2 separate regions of the Homo sapiens genome follow, and region 1 is linked to region 2. A link is a loop called in an ENCODE intact Hi-C map of the cell type or tissue named here. Cell type or tissue: Caco-2. All regions are shown on one strand. Each heading gives the region's core, and the rest is flanking DNA. Links, peaks and the distances in the headings are about the cores only.

Region 1 (8,771 bases), core at 459-8,458, 56 kb before region 2:
TGAGATCCATGGGGGTGCTTCCTTCCCATTCTCTGCAGAGCCTGGCCTGCTCAGCTGTCTGGATCCCTGAGGATTCTCCAGATAGAAAGGGCAGCTGTCTCCCCTTGGCAGCCGCCATCTTTTTCTCTCGTTCTCCTCTCCTAGATAGTTCCTGCTCTGTCATTTGACCACAAGAGGGAGCTTTCACTAGGAGTCCACAGGCTCCTTTCCTTGTCACTTCCTGCAGTGCTTTGCATGCACCAAGGGCTTGCTGTTGAGTATTCACCCTCCTCTTTCAAAGCTCTCAGCAAATGTTAGTTTATTATTTTTAGATATCTTCACATTCAAAGAACATACACCGTGCTATACAATGCATTTCATATACATTATGTTAGGTAAGCTGGGCACATGTTCATTCTTATTTTTAGATAAGGACATTGAATTTCAGAAGGGTAAATCTGATTGCCCAAATTTATAGAATTTTCCAAATGTCATTGGTTTTATGCAAAATAATAAACACGTTTTATGTGGTGTTTCCTTATTATTTGTAGAAACTTCTAAGATAATGCATACACAGATTCCACAGTCTTCTAGGGTATCTAAAAATCATTAAACATTTATTCTGCTTTCCCTTTTCCACATATGCCTGTGTTGTGGAAAGTGGTTAGTTGTTTGGAGTAGCTGAAAGAGAACTTGTCTCAATTGTATATATTGCCTCAATAATTCACTTAGTCATATTTCTGTATTTTAATTGAGATATAGTTCGAACCACTGTAGATAGATGGGGGTTCATTCTTTAATAGCCTCCAAGGAGAAATTTCCACCCCTTCTGGTGAACTACCCTGGTGGTGAACAGTCCACCTCTCTCAAGCTCCTTCTTTTGGAAATCCTTGTCTGCTGGGCTTCACTTTCAGTGTTTCTTCCTCCACGGCCCTTGTTGACATTGTGGGGCACTTCTTTCTAATAAGCTTTTGCTTATCTTGCCTAGTTCAAAGGAGGATGTTTCTCCTAATTTATCTTTTCTTCTGGATATGGTTTGTGAATTTGAAATCACCCCTTTTCTTTCATGTATCTCTGTACAAGAACATTATTAAAAGCTACTAAGCTGATTCCATCAGAATCTGAAGCTTACCTTACACAAGTGTTTTCCATTAAAAGTCATATTTCTGATCTGACCAACAAAGAAGGCAGCTTTGTCCAAGTTCTATTTCCTCATTTTATGACATGTCCTGACTTGTTCAGTAGCACCCTTGTCTGAGCAGCACGTGCCCTTGTGATCACACCACTCACTTGTTCTCCATCACCGCAGACAGGGCCCAGGACCATTGGCAGTGGCACACGTGGCCTGTGCAGAATACAGCTATGCATTCGCTTTCTGACGTGAGCAGTGAGAATCATGCCAGGCCTGCTTAGTGCTCCTGATCCCAGCTGCCTGGGAGGGGCAGCTGCAACTGGTATTGGCAACACTGGTTTCTTTTATTTTAGGCTTCTGAGAGCCAAATCAGCTTTTCAGAAATTTAGCCTTAGTTCCCCAAGCTAGCCAGACATCTTCTCAAGTTGCTTTCTCTTAAAGTCTTTCTGTTCCCTCTTAATTGTTGCCACCAAACTCTCTCAAAGGACAGTTTTTAAAATTATAACTGCGTCTGTTTAATTTGCAGCTGAGACCTGTTCTTTCTTTCCTGGTCTAGTTTCTCTATGAAGATGGCCCAGCTGGGGGAACTGCTGTCCCCCACCCTCATCCTTGCTAGAGAAGGAGATCTAATAGGATTTGTAAATCTGTAGGCCAGCTCTACGCTACTTTCCTGAGTAGTCAGAATGGCTGGACATCTTTCTCATTTAACTCCAAGGCTTCCTTTCCCTTTTAGATAGCTATTTTTTTCCCGCTTTATAATGTAAAATCCCATGTGTTTCACAAGATCTTGATTATCTGGTCAAAATCTAACAAAAGTAAAAATGAGGAAGAACTGAGTGGAAGAGATGGCAACTGTATCTGACAGGCAGCCCTCTGCTTATATGCTTCGAGGGACAGACACAGGGAGGGAGCTTTGTCCTCTTCACAGCTTCTTCCCCTTACCCCTCACCTACTACCCACAGACTCGTCTTGATAGGTGATTTCCATTCAGTCTCAGTTCTGTGGCAGCTGGGCCTTTTTCTTCTACAAACATTCCACTTTTATAACCAGCTGAGCCTTCTATCCCAGAAGCCCTTTCCCCTCCCTGGTCTTCTTCCTCCAGGAATATTTTTGAGCCTTTCAGTGGTAGAGCATGTAAACACTGTCATTTTAAGAGACATGGCCACCAAGAATAGCAAGGACTACACTGCCCTGGGGCTCCAAGAGTCCTGAAAATGATCCTGCATTGTGGGTTTGAAGTTAAAACAGATTCTAGATTGCAAATTGTGCGTGAGAGCAAAGTTAGATGACGAGTAGAATCAATCTCATTTGGAAAGCTGAAAGTATTGGCCCTTACTTAAAGGCTTCATGAAAATAGACCATGACATGGCTTTCGTCCTTGGTGCTTGTCTGGTTTCATGATTATATTGGTTTGCTAGGGCTGCTGTAACAAAGTGTCACAAAATGAGTGGCCTAAACACCAAAAATTTATTCTCTCACACTTCTGGAGGCTAGAGGTCCAAGATCAAGGTGTCAGCAGGGTTGTGTCCTGCTCAAGACTATGAGAGAGAATCTGCTCCAAGCCTCTCACATGGCTTCTGGTAGTTTGCTGGCACTCTGGCATCCCTTGGCTTGTAGAAGCATCACCCTGATGTCTGCCTTTATCTTCATATGGCATTATCCACGTGTGTTGTCTGTCTACAAAAGTGCCCTTCTTATAAGGACACCAGTCATATTGGATTAGGGGCCCACAACCTCTCCTTAATTTAGCTAATTACATCTGCAATGACCTCATTTCCAAATAAGGTCACATTCTGAGGTACTGGGAGTTAGGACTTAAACATATGAATTTTGTGGGAGACACAAAATTATGAACACTGTCATTACTATCAGTTAACATTTATGTAGTGTCTGCAATTCCTGGTTACTAAACTATTACCTGTCCTAAAAACGGTGGCTTGTTATCTGTGGAAGCTTATTTTCTAAGACCTTCAGGTCCATAGACAGGTATAAATATAGTAAATTAGAATAATAAACATAAGATGGGGAAATGACTTCAAGTGCTTTTCATAAACTAGTGTTTTCAAACCATGGACTGCAGAGATGACTCAGCTGCTTGGCGAGTGAAGGAGTGTTTTCTCCCCAGATGGGTGGGCTTCAGGCCTTTTACCCCAGCTTTAACCAGAGTGGCTCAGGCTTTATGTATCTATATATTGCAGTTTGTATTAGAGTTCTCCAGAGAGAAACAGAAACAATAAGATGTATATAGAGAGAAAGAGATTTATTGTAAGGAATTGGCTCATGTAGTTATGGAGACTGGCAGGTCCAAAACCTTCATGGGGGGCCAGCAAGCTGGAGATGCAGGAGAGCCAGTGCTGCCATTCTTGTCTGAAGGCCGGCATGCTAGAGATTCAGAAGAGCCAAGTTTCCAGTTTGAATCCAAACACAGTCTGCTGTAGAACCAGGAAGAACCAGTGTTGCAGATGAAGTCTAAAGGCTGTTGAATTCTCTCTTGCTCAGGGGAGTCCAATCTTTTGTTCTAGTCAGTCCTGCAGCTGGTCAAATGAGGCCCACCCACATGAGGGAGGGAAAACTGCTTTCCTCAAAGTCCACTGATTTAAATGTTAATCTCATCCACAAACATCCAGAATAATGTCAGTCAAATATCTGGGCACTGAGGCCCAGCCAAGTTGACACATAAAATTCACCACCACAGAGCTCTATATAAACTTTTGTTGGAAAAAAAGATAGATATGCTGCTGAATGAAATATAAAGAAAGTTTGAAAACTTCTGTTTTAGACAATTCTAGATTGGAAGCCCAGGTTAAAGCCTTCTCATTCTTCTTTCAGCAACTACTGAAGAACTGTAGATTTAATTGTATAAGACGTCCCTGAAAAATTAGCTTAGATCTTCCTTCTCAGTGTCTGTGTAGAACTTTACATGCTTTTGAGACAGTAAATATATTCCCTGGCTCAGTGTAAATCTGTGAACTAAAGAGCTTTTTACCTGATTTATATTGTCAAACTGGACCAATTGGTGTACTTTATGCTTTATAAAATAAGACAAGAGTTTGCTTATCTTATCAAACTTTTGAAATACTATCTGAGAGTGATAACTGGGGTGACTTGTGTCAGGCTTGTTTTGTGAGAAGTATTTTGGATTAAAGATTAGAAGTCCTAAATTGAATTCCTGGCTCTTCCCTTTGTTAACTTTGAGCAAATTCCTTAACCACTCTGGGCGACAATGTTGTCTTGTATTTGTTGGTGATAATATCTGTCCTGGGTATGGGAGCCCCCATTGACTCTGCCATGTTCCGCCACTGAACACCTCCAGGCTACTGAGTTCTAAATATCTTTGGCCTCTGTCTGCCCTTGCCCCACCACACTTCTATGCTTTGGGTCAGGCCCTCACCACTTGTTGCTTAAGTCATTGCAGTGACCTCTTAGATGGTCTGTGCCTTGTTTCTTCTCCAAGACATTCTCCCTATTCCTGCCTGACTCTCTTTTCTCAAGCGTGAATCTAATCATGTTTCTTTCCCTATAACTTTCAGGATACAATTCATTTTCTTCTAATAATAGCTAACGTTACTGAGTGCTTACTCTGTGCTCTGTGAAGTGCTAAATATTGCACATGGATCATTCAGTGACCCTCACGACAGGTTTATGGAATGCAGTTACAGTTAGTATCCCCATTTTACCAATCTGAGGCTTAGAGATTAAGTGACTAGCCTGAAGTCACGTAGCTAATAAGTGACAGAGGCAAGACCCTGATCCAGGCATTCTGACTCCAGAGTACACACTCTGAATCCCTTCCCTGCTGTGTTGTCTCCCTGAGTGGCCCAAAGACCCTTCAGTTGAGCTGCCTCTGCTTCCTCTCCAGCACTGTCTCACACCTCACTCTTGCAGGCACCTCACCCAATAGACACAGCCACACCGAACTCCATATCCTAAGTGCTGTACATAGGGCATGTGATGACTGAATCTTAGGAGGGTCTCTCTTAAAAGCCTTTGCTTATTAAATAAATGAATGAATATGTAAAGCAGTATGTTAGCAGTAATCCATCCTACCAATGTCAAGATTTAATATTATTGTGTTGTTCTAGATTAAACCACAGATACACTAGAATTCTGTTAACTTACTCAAAATGTCTCAACCTTGGCACTATTGACATTTTGGGCCAGAAAATTCTTTGTCACAGGGACCTGTCCTGTAGGGTGTCTTAGGATTCTGGGGTGTTGAGCAGCATCCCTAGCTTCTACCCACTAGAGAAATGCCTGTACCACACCCCAAGGTGCACAGCCAGAAATGTGTCCAGACATTGCCAGATATCCCAAGGAGCAAAACCGATTTAGGACCACAGGCCTGACTCTGATTGTTCATTTATACTGAGCTTCTGGATGAGTCCTTTAGCTTCTCCAGTACTCAGGTTCCTCATCCTTAAGAATAGGATTCGATACTAATTTATTATTCTGTAGCCAGTGATGTATTAAAAAGTGTTCATATACAGTACAGCTAAATGCAGTGTGGTATCTTGGATTGCATTCTGAAACAGAAAAAGGACATCATTGGAAAACCGGTGAAATCTGAGTAAAGTAGTTAATAGCTTCATCTCAATATTAAGTTCTTAGTTTTGATCAGTGTACCGTAGTTATATAAGATGTTAACATTAGGGGAGGCCCGAAGAACGCTATATCGGAAAACTCTGTATTATCTTTGCAGCACTTCAGTAATTCTAAAATTAGAAGTTTGTTTTGTTTTGTTTTGTTTTGTTTTTCTGAGATGGAGTTTAACTCTGTTGCCCAGGCTAGAGTGCAGTGGCACGATCTTGGCTCACTGCAACCTCAGCCTCCCAGGTTCATGCCATTCTCCTACCTCAGCCTCCCAAGTACCTGGGACTACAGGCATGTGCCACCACACCTGGCTAATTTTTGTATTTTTAGTAGAGACGGGGTTTCACCGTGTTAGCCAAGCTGTCCTCGAACTCCTGAACTCGGGCAATCCACCTGCCTCAGCCTCCCAAAGTGCTGGGATTACAGGCGTGAGCCACCATGCCTGGCCAAATTAGAAGTTTTTTAAAGGTATTTATGTAAGTCATTTACTAAGCAAAAAATAAGGGAGACCCATTTTCAGACTCAAGTAGAAGAGATATACATTAATATCTATTAATCCTTGTTAGCTCTAGAAGACCAGTTAATAAAGTAAATGATTTTATTTTCCTTTATTCGTTTCACAGGCTCTCTATTCATATGGATGATGAATTGCGACATATTGCACAAAATTCTCTTCAGGGTTTACTTGTTGACTTCTCAGATTGGAGGGAAGATGTACTATTTGGCTTTACCAACTTCCTGCTCCGGGAAGTAAATGATATGCATCACACACTCCTTGATTCGTCCCTGAAGTTGCTGCTGCAGCTGCTCACCCAGTGGAAACTAGTCATCCAGACACAAGGAAAAGTCTATGAACAAGCCAACAAAATCAGAAATTCAGAGGTGATTTTCACACCTTACCCATGAATTTATATTCTTTTTTTTTTTTTTTTTTTTTTTTTTTGAGACAGTCTTACTCTGTTGCCCAGGCTGGAGTGCAGTGGCGCGATCTTGACTCACTGCAACCTCCACCTCCTGGTTCAAGTGATTTTCATGCCTCAGCCTCCCGAGTAGCTGGGATTACAGGTGCACAACATCACACCTGGCTAATTTTTGTAGTTTTAGCAGAGATTGGGGTTTTGCCGTCTTGGCCAGGCTGGTCTCGAACTCCCAACCTCAAGTGATCCTCCCGTCTCAGCCTCCCAGAGTAGTGGGATTACAGGTGTGAGCCACCATGCCCGGCTGAATTTATATTCTTTTATTCATATATGTGAATGAGTGGCAGTCTAGAACCTTTAGAATTCTTACTTCCAGCCACCTAAGAACTTCCTCCCTGGTGGTGGGCCTTAGTTCTTCCACTGGCATAAATTGTGACCAAGAAACTCAGAGCATGATATTCCACATCAGGTTAGACTTGTGAACATTCACAAGGCTATTTAGGGAATAGAAATTGGTTTTTTCAGAGAAGTATGATTGCAAATCTATTTGTAAGAACAAATGACTACAGGCCAGGGACTTAGAGCTGGATGTGGGTGTGGATGTGGATGTAGGTGTGGATGTAGATGCAGATGTAGATGTGGATGTGGATATGGGTGTGGATGTGGATGTAGATAGGATGTGGATGTGGATATACATGTGGATGTGATATGGATGTGGATATAGATAAGGATGTAGATGTGGATATGGATGTGGATGTAGGTGTGGGTGTGGATGTAGATAGGATATGGATGTGGATATAAATGGATGTGATGGATGTGGATGTAGATGTGGATATAGATGTGGATGTGGATATTGATGTGGACGTGGATGTGGGTGTGGGTGTGGATGTAGATATGGATTTGGATGTAAATGTGGATGTGATAGGGATGTGGATAGGGTTGTGGATGTAGATGTGGATATTGATGTGGATGTAGATGTGGATATGGATGTGAATATTGATGTGGATGTGGGTTTAGGTGCAGGTGTGGATGTAGATATGGATGTACATATTGATATGGATATGGATGTGGATATAGGTATATAAAAGTCAGCTGTCCACTAGTTATTTTTAGCCAGAAACATATGGGCTGCTTTGTTCAATATCCACGGAGAGGACAGTGCAGTCTTGTGGTTTCTTTATCCTTTCATGTCTCAGTCCTAAATGGTTAAGGTAGTGATAACATTTTGCAGAGCGCATTGAGGAGGAGTGTTGTCAGAGGAGAACCAGGGTGGTGGGAACTTGGCATTGGCAATGAGCAGATGGAGAAAGGGGTCTGGCTGGAGAAGAGTGTAACTGAGAGTCTAAAGACTGTGGAGGCTCATGGCAGTATAGTAGCATCTGGGGAACAGCTGGGATTCCTTAGAGGCTAACCCCAGAGATGACATTCAGCTCCTTCTCCCTTCCCTGTGTTGTAGACATGCCAACACGATAGGTAGAAAAGCAAGGGTTATATATGCTTGTAAGGGGAAAACAAAAATGAAGGTGGAAACTTCCCTGTTGACTGGCTTGCTTTTACTTTAGATTCACTTGGTTGGGGATTGGGAACTTTCAGAATCCATCACAGAGCTGTGCAAAACCTAGATTAGAATCTAACAAACAAGTAAGCAAGGAGAAATAGAAAGTAAATGTTTGAAAATTCGATTCAATAGTATCCAAAAGTCTATGGAGAATTTAAATAACAACTTTGGCCACTTTGATTGTATATACAGTGTAATACCAAGTGGTATACATGAAAGGAGTTGTGTTTTTATCAACATTAATAGCCTTTGAAGAGTTATTTTTCATCAGAAGTAACAGATGGTTGATGGTATTCCGCAGCAGCAATTGATCTGAAAGACAGAAGGGGATCTAGGATATTTCATGAATAATAATAAATTCATAGACATGTCTGGTTCTAAACCATGGTCATTTATTTTAATATTTACAAGGTCAAATGTGCAAAAAATATGTAAAACATGAGTGTATTCTTCTTCCTTTGTTATTTCGCTGAATACAGAATGTTGTTCTTATTGCATAACAGCTCATCGCAAATGGCTCCAGTCACAGAATTCAGTCGGAACGAGGTCCCCACTGCAGTGTACTCCACGCTGTAGAAGGTTTTGCTCTGGTTTT
Region 2 (8,771 bases), core at 374-8,373:
AGAGTTGGTTCAAGAAAAGTCTGGTTACTGTGGCAATATCTGGTAACCCAAAGTTTGAGGACAGAAAAATTTAAGTTTAGGCCACCTTAATTCCTCTCAGCACATTTTGGCTGATTGGATATATATCTGAAAACATCACTGAAACAAAGAATAACATATCCCTTCCTAACAGAAATCTCACAATTTACTTTTTAATTCTTCAATATTCTCCCTTTTTGTTTCCCTTTCAAGTTTTATTGAAGAGTAGCTAGTTACCTAGCAGTACATTTGGCAACTGACTTATCCTGGATGATTATCTGAGAAGTTAATTTGTTGCAAGTAAGTTACTTGTAGGTAATTTGCTGAGAGTTAGAACTGAGATGAGTTACTAGTGCATCTGCTTTAAATTTTTTCCAGGCTAAAATTGTTGTGGCCAAGCTTCATGGCATAGAATTATAGGGTTCTGGCTGCTCACTTGTCAGTGTATTAGAAAAAGCCAGTAGTCACTCTTCCTGAGGGAAGTCCTGACCTTTTCCACTGAAACCCTCTTAGCCACATCCCATGAAAAGTGGGATGTTCTTGGTTCTGGTTTTCTGATGCCTGTCCTCCTTCAGAGCCTCAGTTGTCACAACAGGAAGACACCCCTCCACCAGCTCTGTAAATGTTAAGGCCAGCATTCTACACTGGACCAGCAGCATCAAACCAATGACTTCACACTACCTTGCAGAAGTGAAGGAAAGAAAAATTATGTTATTATAAAATTGCCTAAAGACGACATAGTATGTTCTTCCTCTTAATACATAAACTGATCCCAAGAATAAACCAGCTGGTCTGCAGCCAAATACCTGGGTTAAATCCTGTGCCCACCTGTATTGCTCTTCTTAAATGCTGCTGGCCTGCTTTGGGAGCATGATAAGAAATAAACATGGAAAGTGTTGCTGTACTTATTTTATTTTATTTTTATTATTGTTTTTGAGACAGGGTCTCACCCATAGCCCAGGCTATAGTGCAATGTCACGATCTTGGCTCACTGCAGCCTCTACCTCTGGGGTGCAAGCAATTCTGCTGCGTCAGCCACCCTAGTAGCTAGGACTACAGGTGTGTGCCACCACACCTAGCTAATTTTTGTATTTTTAGTAGAGACAGGGTTTCACCATGCTGGCCACACTGGTCTTGAACTCCTGCCTTCAAGTGATCCACCCGCCTGGGCCTTCCAAAATGCTGGGATTACAGGCATGAGCCACTGCGCCTGGCCTGTACTTACTTTAAAGATAATATTGTGACGTTCATTCATTCAACAAATATTTATTGATGCTTTACCATGTGCCAGGCACCATTGTAGGTAGTAGGGAGAAAACAATGAACAGAACAGAAGAAGTCCCCACTCTCCTGGAGCTTACATTAGAGTTGGGGAGGGAGGTGGTGCTGGTGAATTGGTGATCCATGGGTGGAGGGGGAGGGACTAAAGCAGAGCGAGCAGGGTAGAAAGTGATTGGGGTTGGGGGTCAATTTACATAGAGTAGTCAAGGAAAGCTGCTGTAATAAGGTGATATTAGGGCAGAGACTTGAATGAAGCAAAGAAGTGAGCCATGCAACTGTCTGCAGATGAGCATCCTAGCCATAGGGAGCAGCAGATACAAGGGCCCTGAGGCTGTATGGGGCCCAGCCTGATCACAGAACAGCAAGGAAGCTAGGAGTGGGGTGAGCAAGGGTGCGCTGGTAGGAGATAAGCCAGGAGAGGAACATGGAGGGGGAAGACCTTGTAAGGCCTTAAAGGCCACGGGTGTGGATTTGTGGAGAGCCGCTGGAGGGTGTTGAGCAGAGAAAGAGACACTACTGAACTTGTTTTACAAGAATTGGTCTGTCTGCTCTGTGGAACACAGACCTCAAGTGATCTACCCGCCATGGCCTCCCAAAGTGCTGGGATTACAGAGGTGAGCTACCGCGACCAGCCAAAACTGTGCTTTATTGAGATGAGGAAGACTGCAGGACAAGGATGGAAGCAGTGAGACAGTTAAGGAGGCCATTGCAGTGGCCCATGCAAGAGAGGATGGTGGCTTAGTCTAGAAGTAGTGGTGAAGATGGAGAACAGTGCTCAGATTCTGGAGATGTTTTGAGGGCAGAGCTCTCTGAATATGTGGATGACAAGTTACTGAACCTCACTTTCTTCTCTACAAAATGGGGATAAAATAGATACCTATCATTGGGCCATTAATATGTGAAATGCATAGGCCAGTGCCTGGCATCAAGTAAGCCCTCTGTGCTAGTTCCTAATGTTATGATTTTTATTATTGTTGTTATCGTCATCATCACTGTGATTATTATTTGGGTATGGGATATGAGGGGAAAGTCGGGGATGACTTTAAGTCTCTTGTCCTGAGCAAACTGGAAATATGAAATTGTGCTTTTTTTTTGAGACAGAGTCTTGCTCTGTCAGCCAGGCTGGAGTGCAGTGGCATGATCTCGGCTCACTGCAACCTCCACATCCTGGGTTCAAACGATTATCCTGCCTCAGCCTCCTGTGTAGCTGGGATTATTACAGGCGTGTACCACCACCCCTAGCTAATTTTTTGTATTTTTAGTAGAGATGGGGTTTCACCATATTGGCCAGGCTGGTCTCGAACTCCTGACCTCAAGTGATCTACCCGCCTTGGCCTTCCAAAGTGCTAGGATTACAGGGGTGAGCTACCGCGACCAGGCCAAACTGTGCTTTATTGAGATGAGGAAGACTGGAGGAAAAGCAAATTTTCATAGAGATGGGAATTCAACACGATTTAATGTTTTTCTTTTCGTATATCTGTATTCTGCTTTGCTTTATAATGAATAATTATAAATTAGTTACCAAGTAATAACTATGCAAGTAGTTACCCAAACAAGTAATTCTCACCCATTTGATCATGTAATTCATACTCACCAAATGAAATCATTAGAAAGTTATTTCTGGCCAGGCACTCACACCTGTAATCCCAAAACTTTGGGAGGCCAAGGTGGGAGGATCACTTGAGTCCAGGAGTTCGAGACCAGCATGAACAACATGTTGAGACCCCATCTATTTAAAATAATAATAATAATTTTTTAATTAGCCAGCTGTGGTGGCACATGCCTATAGTCCTAGCTACTTGGGAGGCTAAGACAGGAGGATCTCTTGAGCCCCAGAATTTGAAGCTGCAGTGACTTGTTTTTGTTTTTCAAACAGAGTCTCACTCTGTCGCCCAGACTGGAGTGCAGTGGCATGATCTCGGTCCACTGCAGCCTCCACCTCCCAGATTCAAGCGATTCTCCTGCCTCATCCTCCCAAGTAGCTGGGATTACAGGCACGTGCCATCATGCCTGGCTATTTTGTGTGTGTGTGTATTTTTAGTAGAGGTGGGGTTTTGCCATGTTGGCCAGGCTGGTTTTGAACTCCTGACCTCAGGTGATCCACCCACCTCAGCCTCCCAAAGTGCTGGGATTACAGGCATGAGCCACTGTAACCAGCCCTGCAGTGAGTTTTGATCAATCCAATGCACTCCAGCCTGGGTGCCAGCGAGACCCTGTCCCTAAAAAAAATTTAAAAATGAAAAATAAAGTTATTTTTACAAGCATACATTTTTAAAATTTATTCTGAAAACATCAAGTAGAGAAAACAAGTCTCCTCTCCCTGAAAATAAAGCACAGTTGTCTTTCTCACCCTCCAGATGATCCAATTTCTCCCTACACGGGCTGGTTGCTGACTATTACAGAGACCAAGCAGCCGCAGCCCTTACCGATGCCTTGTACTGGAGGATGCTGGGCCCCCCTGGTTGACTATCTCCCGGAGACCATCACTCCCCGGGGGCCACTCCACAGGTGAGCAGCATGTGTGGGGAGAAGGAAATCTTAGCTTTGACTGGACTTTTCTACCTATGACAAGAGAAAAACCTAGTCCAGGTCCCACCACATTAAATTATCTTATCAATCAGTGGGATCCTGCCTGATTTGACTGTCAGCTTCCAGCATATTAGCAGAGTTTGGTCAAATGTTAATCAACATTCAAAGCTGCCTGTGACCTTTGAATTTCTCCTTGATGTAATCTGGATATGGGCATGCATTCTGTGATGCTTTTTAGACTGTAAGCAACTTGATGAGAGGGACCTTGTCTTTGATTTCTCTTCATCCCTTAGCTCTTATTGCCTAGTGGCTAGTAGACTCTCCTTTATGTGATTAGCTCAACCAATGTTTCTTATTGTTGTGGAGCTCTATGCTGTGTTACAAGTTAAACTCTATTTCCCCCGAATAAGAGCCTTATATAATGTTTTAAAAACACTTAAGAGTTATATTGTACTGTAACTTAATGATCTACTAGTATTTCCATCCCCTTCAGAAGTTGCATTAATTTCATTATTTCATTGATTAGGTGCAATATTGCTGTAATTTTTATGACTGAAATGGTGGTGGATCACAGTGTACGAGAAGACTGGGCGCTTCATCTACCATTATTACTTCATGCTGTCTTCTTAGGTAAGACTGGATCTAAAAGGCATTCTAGCCAATCGGGTTAAAAATATACAGAAGTAATCCGTAGAGATTTCCTTTCACATTGACATCCTGTTTGACTCATTTCGGGAATATTCTATCTCCACCATTTTTCATTGCCCTTTTGTGACATCTGCTCTGAAATGTCAGCTACTTGGTCACTGTTTGAAATTGCTCTATTTCTACCATGTAAATACAGTGGTTTCTCACTAGTGCCACATCTACAAATATATCCAAAATAAGTTGGGCCTTTTTGAGAGTCTTCGGCTGAAATGGTAAATTTTAAGCTATGAGGCATAGTCAGCGTATAAAAAGAAAGGATATAGGACGGAGTGGGCCAAGCCCTGAGCTTTGTAGAGCAAAAATGGGAAGGGGAACCAGCCAGGGAAACTCAGAAATTCAGTAAGAAAGAGACTAATAAAATTAGAATCTTTCAGTAACAGGGATATCCAAGGAGGAGAACATCTCAAGAAGAAGGAATGCTAACCACATCAAATGCTACAGAGAGGTCAAGAAAAGTTCATCTATCAGCATTTTATGAGAACATTTTACTTAAGAAATAAAGCATTTTATTTTTCCTAAGCCCAACTCCTGTATGTTGGTAACCCAAACAATAACAAAGAAAACTAAACATTCTTTTAACATGTTCCTCCTGAGTATCCTGGAATCTTTACTATCCCTGGAATCTAAACGAGCTTAACGTTTGTTTATACTTAGATTCTACTGTTTTGTTCCAGGTTTAGACCACTACCGGCCTGAAGTCTTTGAACACAGCAAAAAACTGCTTCTTCACCTCTTGATTGCCCTCTCTTGCAACAGCAATTTCCATTCCATTGCTTCCGTGCTCCTGCAGACCCGAGAGATGGGTGAAGCTAAGACTCTAACCGTGCAGCCAGCCTACCAACCTGAATATCTCTATACAGGTAACAGAGAAGGACTGGTAGAGAGCCTAGGACAGTTACAAATGCAGAGATAACTAACTGCGGGTGCCAGTGGAGCCCAAGTTAACTTCTCTCATGCTATGACCTCCAACTTTCCACGTGGTAAATCAACAGTACAATAAATACACACCATTTCACTTGATGTGAACTTGCCTCTCAAAAGCTTTCTTTATTATTGAATATTTGAAATATATTTTTCCTGGTTATATATATGATTGCTGCCCCATTGAATATGTTCCTCCTGATGCATTGGAAATGTAAGTGCCCATTGGCCAGGAGCAGCAGTCTAGAACACCGAAGGATGAGAACACACAAAATAGTGACCCTTGCTACTGCCTGAGAGCAGGTCACAGCCAAGGTGCCGGATGTATCACTTGTGTGCCTTCTAGTGCCCATGAAGGAATTTTCACTTTTGAATGATTGACCTTTTCCTTGAAGACACCATTAGTGGGAGCCTGTTAAAAGCCATTGCTGTTTTGAAACCAAAAAAAATTCTTAGAAATAGGAACAGATGGCATTAACTGAGACAAAGAAATTACTCTGCCATGTCACGCCATTCATGAAAACGGGTAATAGTGGTTTTCATTTAGAACCAGAACGTTTAAAATATCTTAAAATGATGATGAAGATTACCAACTAACAGAGTTCAGGGACTAATTTTTTTTTTACCTATTCATTTTACACATTGCATTGGCGCCAGCTGTGGTGCGACATTTCACATGTCACTGTGTGCTTTCTGCATTACTGTGAAAAGGGTGCACCTTTTATTTATCACTTGTACCCACCACTGTATTGGCTTCTAACAGATGTTAACATAGTTGTTTGGAAAACAAATATGAAATCATCATTATCTCTAAGACCTAAGGCCTACTGACCTCAATTTAAGCACTTCACTTTGAACCAAGCTACACTTAATTGAAAATAACCTATCAATAGCCTCTTAGAAACACAAAACTCCCTTTGCTGTAGATGTTTAAACTGAAGAGTTCTAGCTGCTCTAAGTCCTGAGGATAAGAATGTACTTTCTTAAATGTTAGGCAGAGAAAACTGTAATATCTGATAAGTTGGGTATCTCTGTGTAATCAGTTTTGCATTTATTATACCACTGATATGGTATAAATGATTTAAAGTGAAGATTTACCAAAAACGCATACAATATTCATAGGCAAGACAAACAGTAGATAGCTAAAGTGACTGGCTCTACAGGACACAGGGAATAGGTGTACAAAGATTATGGGAAATGTTCTTTTTTTATAAATATTTATTAAGCACCTAGTTTCAACTATAGTTGCTTTAAATACACACTAAAAATGTGTGTGACAGAAATTATTGTCTTGACTTTATTATAATAGAACACTGAGATACAGAGAATTCCATAAATTCCCTGAGGCTACACTATAAGTGGCAGAAATGTTATTCAAACCCAGGACTCCTCACTTCTAATTCAGTATATCTATCAGACACACACCAGCACTACATACTTTTTATGATTATTAAATAGGGGAAAAGGGATAGTTGCATATATACATTTTCAAACCCACAGCCTACCCAGAGGTATAGAATGTCAACCAAGTATATAATGAAGAAACAGTATTTGCTTATGCCATATTTCTTTGAATACCATAAAACATATTCTATTAAAATATATCAATATACACATAATACTAAAGCTTCTGGGCACATTTACTCAAAAATATTATGTAAAAGTAACCAGCCATTAAGTGACTGGTATCCTCAAACAGGGTATCATTTCACATGGTTTTTTTTTTTTTTTTTTGAGACAGAGTCTCACTCTGTCTCCCAGGCTGGAGCGCAGCGGCGCGATCTCAGCTCACTGCAAACTCCACCCACCGGGTTCACGCCATTCTCCTGCCTCAGCCTCCCGAGTAGCTGGGACTACAGGTGCCGACCACCACGCTCGGCTAATTTTTGTATTTTTGGTAGAGACAGGGTTTCACCATGCTAGCCAGGATGGTCTCGATCTCCTGACCTTGTGATCCACCCGCCTCAGCCTCCCAAAGTGCTGGGATTACAGGCGTGAGCCACCGCGCCCAGCCCGTTTCACATGTTTAAGAAGACTAATACCCAGGAATAATTTATTAAGAGCACAGTTAGTAGATGAACTGTTACAGTTGAACTGGTTGTTTGCCTGGTCCATGCATGCATACAAACACGCATACATACCTTCCTTTTATAGAAAGTATCAACTAAAATAGCAGAGTAGAAAGCAGCAGATCACCTCCTATTCCCAAATACACACTCATTTACACAGCAGTGCAACTGATTTCCTAAACAAAGAAAAACTGTCAGTCTCATTTAATCATAGCCACAGCCGAAAGCAACCATTTTCTCCCCAGAATTTAAATAACTCCACACTTCCCTGCCCTCCTCTGTGGACCTCATTAAGCATGCTGACAAGCACACTGCCTAGTACATCCCTCCTTGACCTTCTTCTCCCACCAGGTGGCTTTGACTTCCTGAGAGAGGACCAGTCATCCCCGGTGCCTGACTCAGGGCTTAGTTCAAGCTCCACCTCCTCTAGCATCAGTCTGGGAGGCAGCAGTGGAAACCTCCCACAGATGACCCAGGAGGTAGAAGATGTGGACACAGCTGCTGAAACAGATGAGAAGGCAAACAAGCTCATTGAGTTTCTCACGACCAGGTAATAAGGGGTTAGGAGTCCGCTGCTGTTTGCAGGTTGGTCTTTCGGAAAATTGCCAACGCTTTAAACCACACAGATGGAAAAGTGATCCTGGGGTTCTAACAAAGTCCTGTTTCTCTTCTCAATTGCAACTGCTGGAGTCTGTGTGAACAGACACTGAGATACAGAGAATTACAATTTGTGAAAGGCAGACATCAATAGCAGTTTCTAGGATCCCACTGATGTGACAGTTGATGGGCAAGGGGATTTTGTGGATAATGATGATGCAGCAGATGGAGGCAGGAGATGGTAGTGCCCCACAGTGAGCATGCCTTTAGCCATCTATCAGAGCTGCCAGGGGTTAGTAGTTCTGAGACTTGGCAGAGAACTTCACTCTGGAAATCAAGGATATTAGCCATGATCAACCCAGAAGCAGCTGCCAAGGGGACCATTGTCTGTTCATCTGGTCCAAAGAGTCATTTGTAAAAGGCAGTCAGAAACCAGAAACAATAGGAAGCATAATAGGAAAGGAATCAAACTAATAAATCAAAACCAAGAAAAACTGCAAGTGGTACTGGTTAGGTCTTCTGGTTCTTCTTATTAACCATTTAGCTTGTAAGGCTTCAGGATTTCTAACACCCTGCGGTCTGGTAGTTGTGTAAAACATGCTTACTTGTGACTGGGTGGCATGCTCCCCTTTCTCAGTGAGTTAAGTC

Evidence for each region. Peaks named below come from ENCODE experiments on the same cell type or tissue, not always from the same donor. Only the 100,000 strongest peaks of a DNase experiment are listed, where the experiment ranks them.
Region 1: a loop joins it to region 2, with 6 times the contacts of the local background. A loop is called at or near these places in 5 of 110 quality-filtered maps.

Annotation. Positions count from the first base shown.
Region 1 is chr13:32,164,688-32,173,458 of GRCh38, forward strand. FRY (FRY microtubule binding protein) reads left to right here. Exons shown (of 61, transcript NM_023037.3): 18 at 6,325-6,583; 19 at 8,680-8,771. Among named protein-coding and RNA genes, the nearest start is that of FRY, 140 kb to the left of the region's middle. RefSeq lists an enhancer at 572-1,771. In Caco-2, for the core only: no CTCF peak of the experiment used is centred there; DNase peaks (open chromatin) are centred at 1,274, 3,644, 4,434 and 4,914.
Region 2 is chr13:32,220,579-32,229,349 of GRCh38, forward strand. It overlaps FRY (FRY microtubule binding protein), which reads left to right. Exons shown (of 61, transcript NM_023037.3): 37 at 3,657-3,807; 38 at 4,355-4,458; 39 at 5,211-5,396; 40 at 7,878-8,076. Among named protein-coding and RNA genes, the nearest start is that of ZAR1L, 90 kb to the right of the region's middle. In Caco-2, for the core only: a CTCF peak has its summit at 7,861 (motif pointing right); DNase peaks (open chromatin) are centred at 5,253 and 7,923.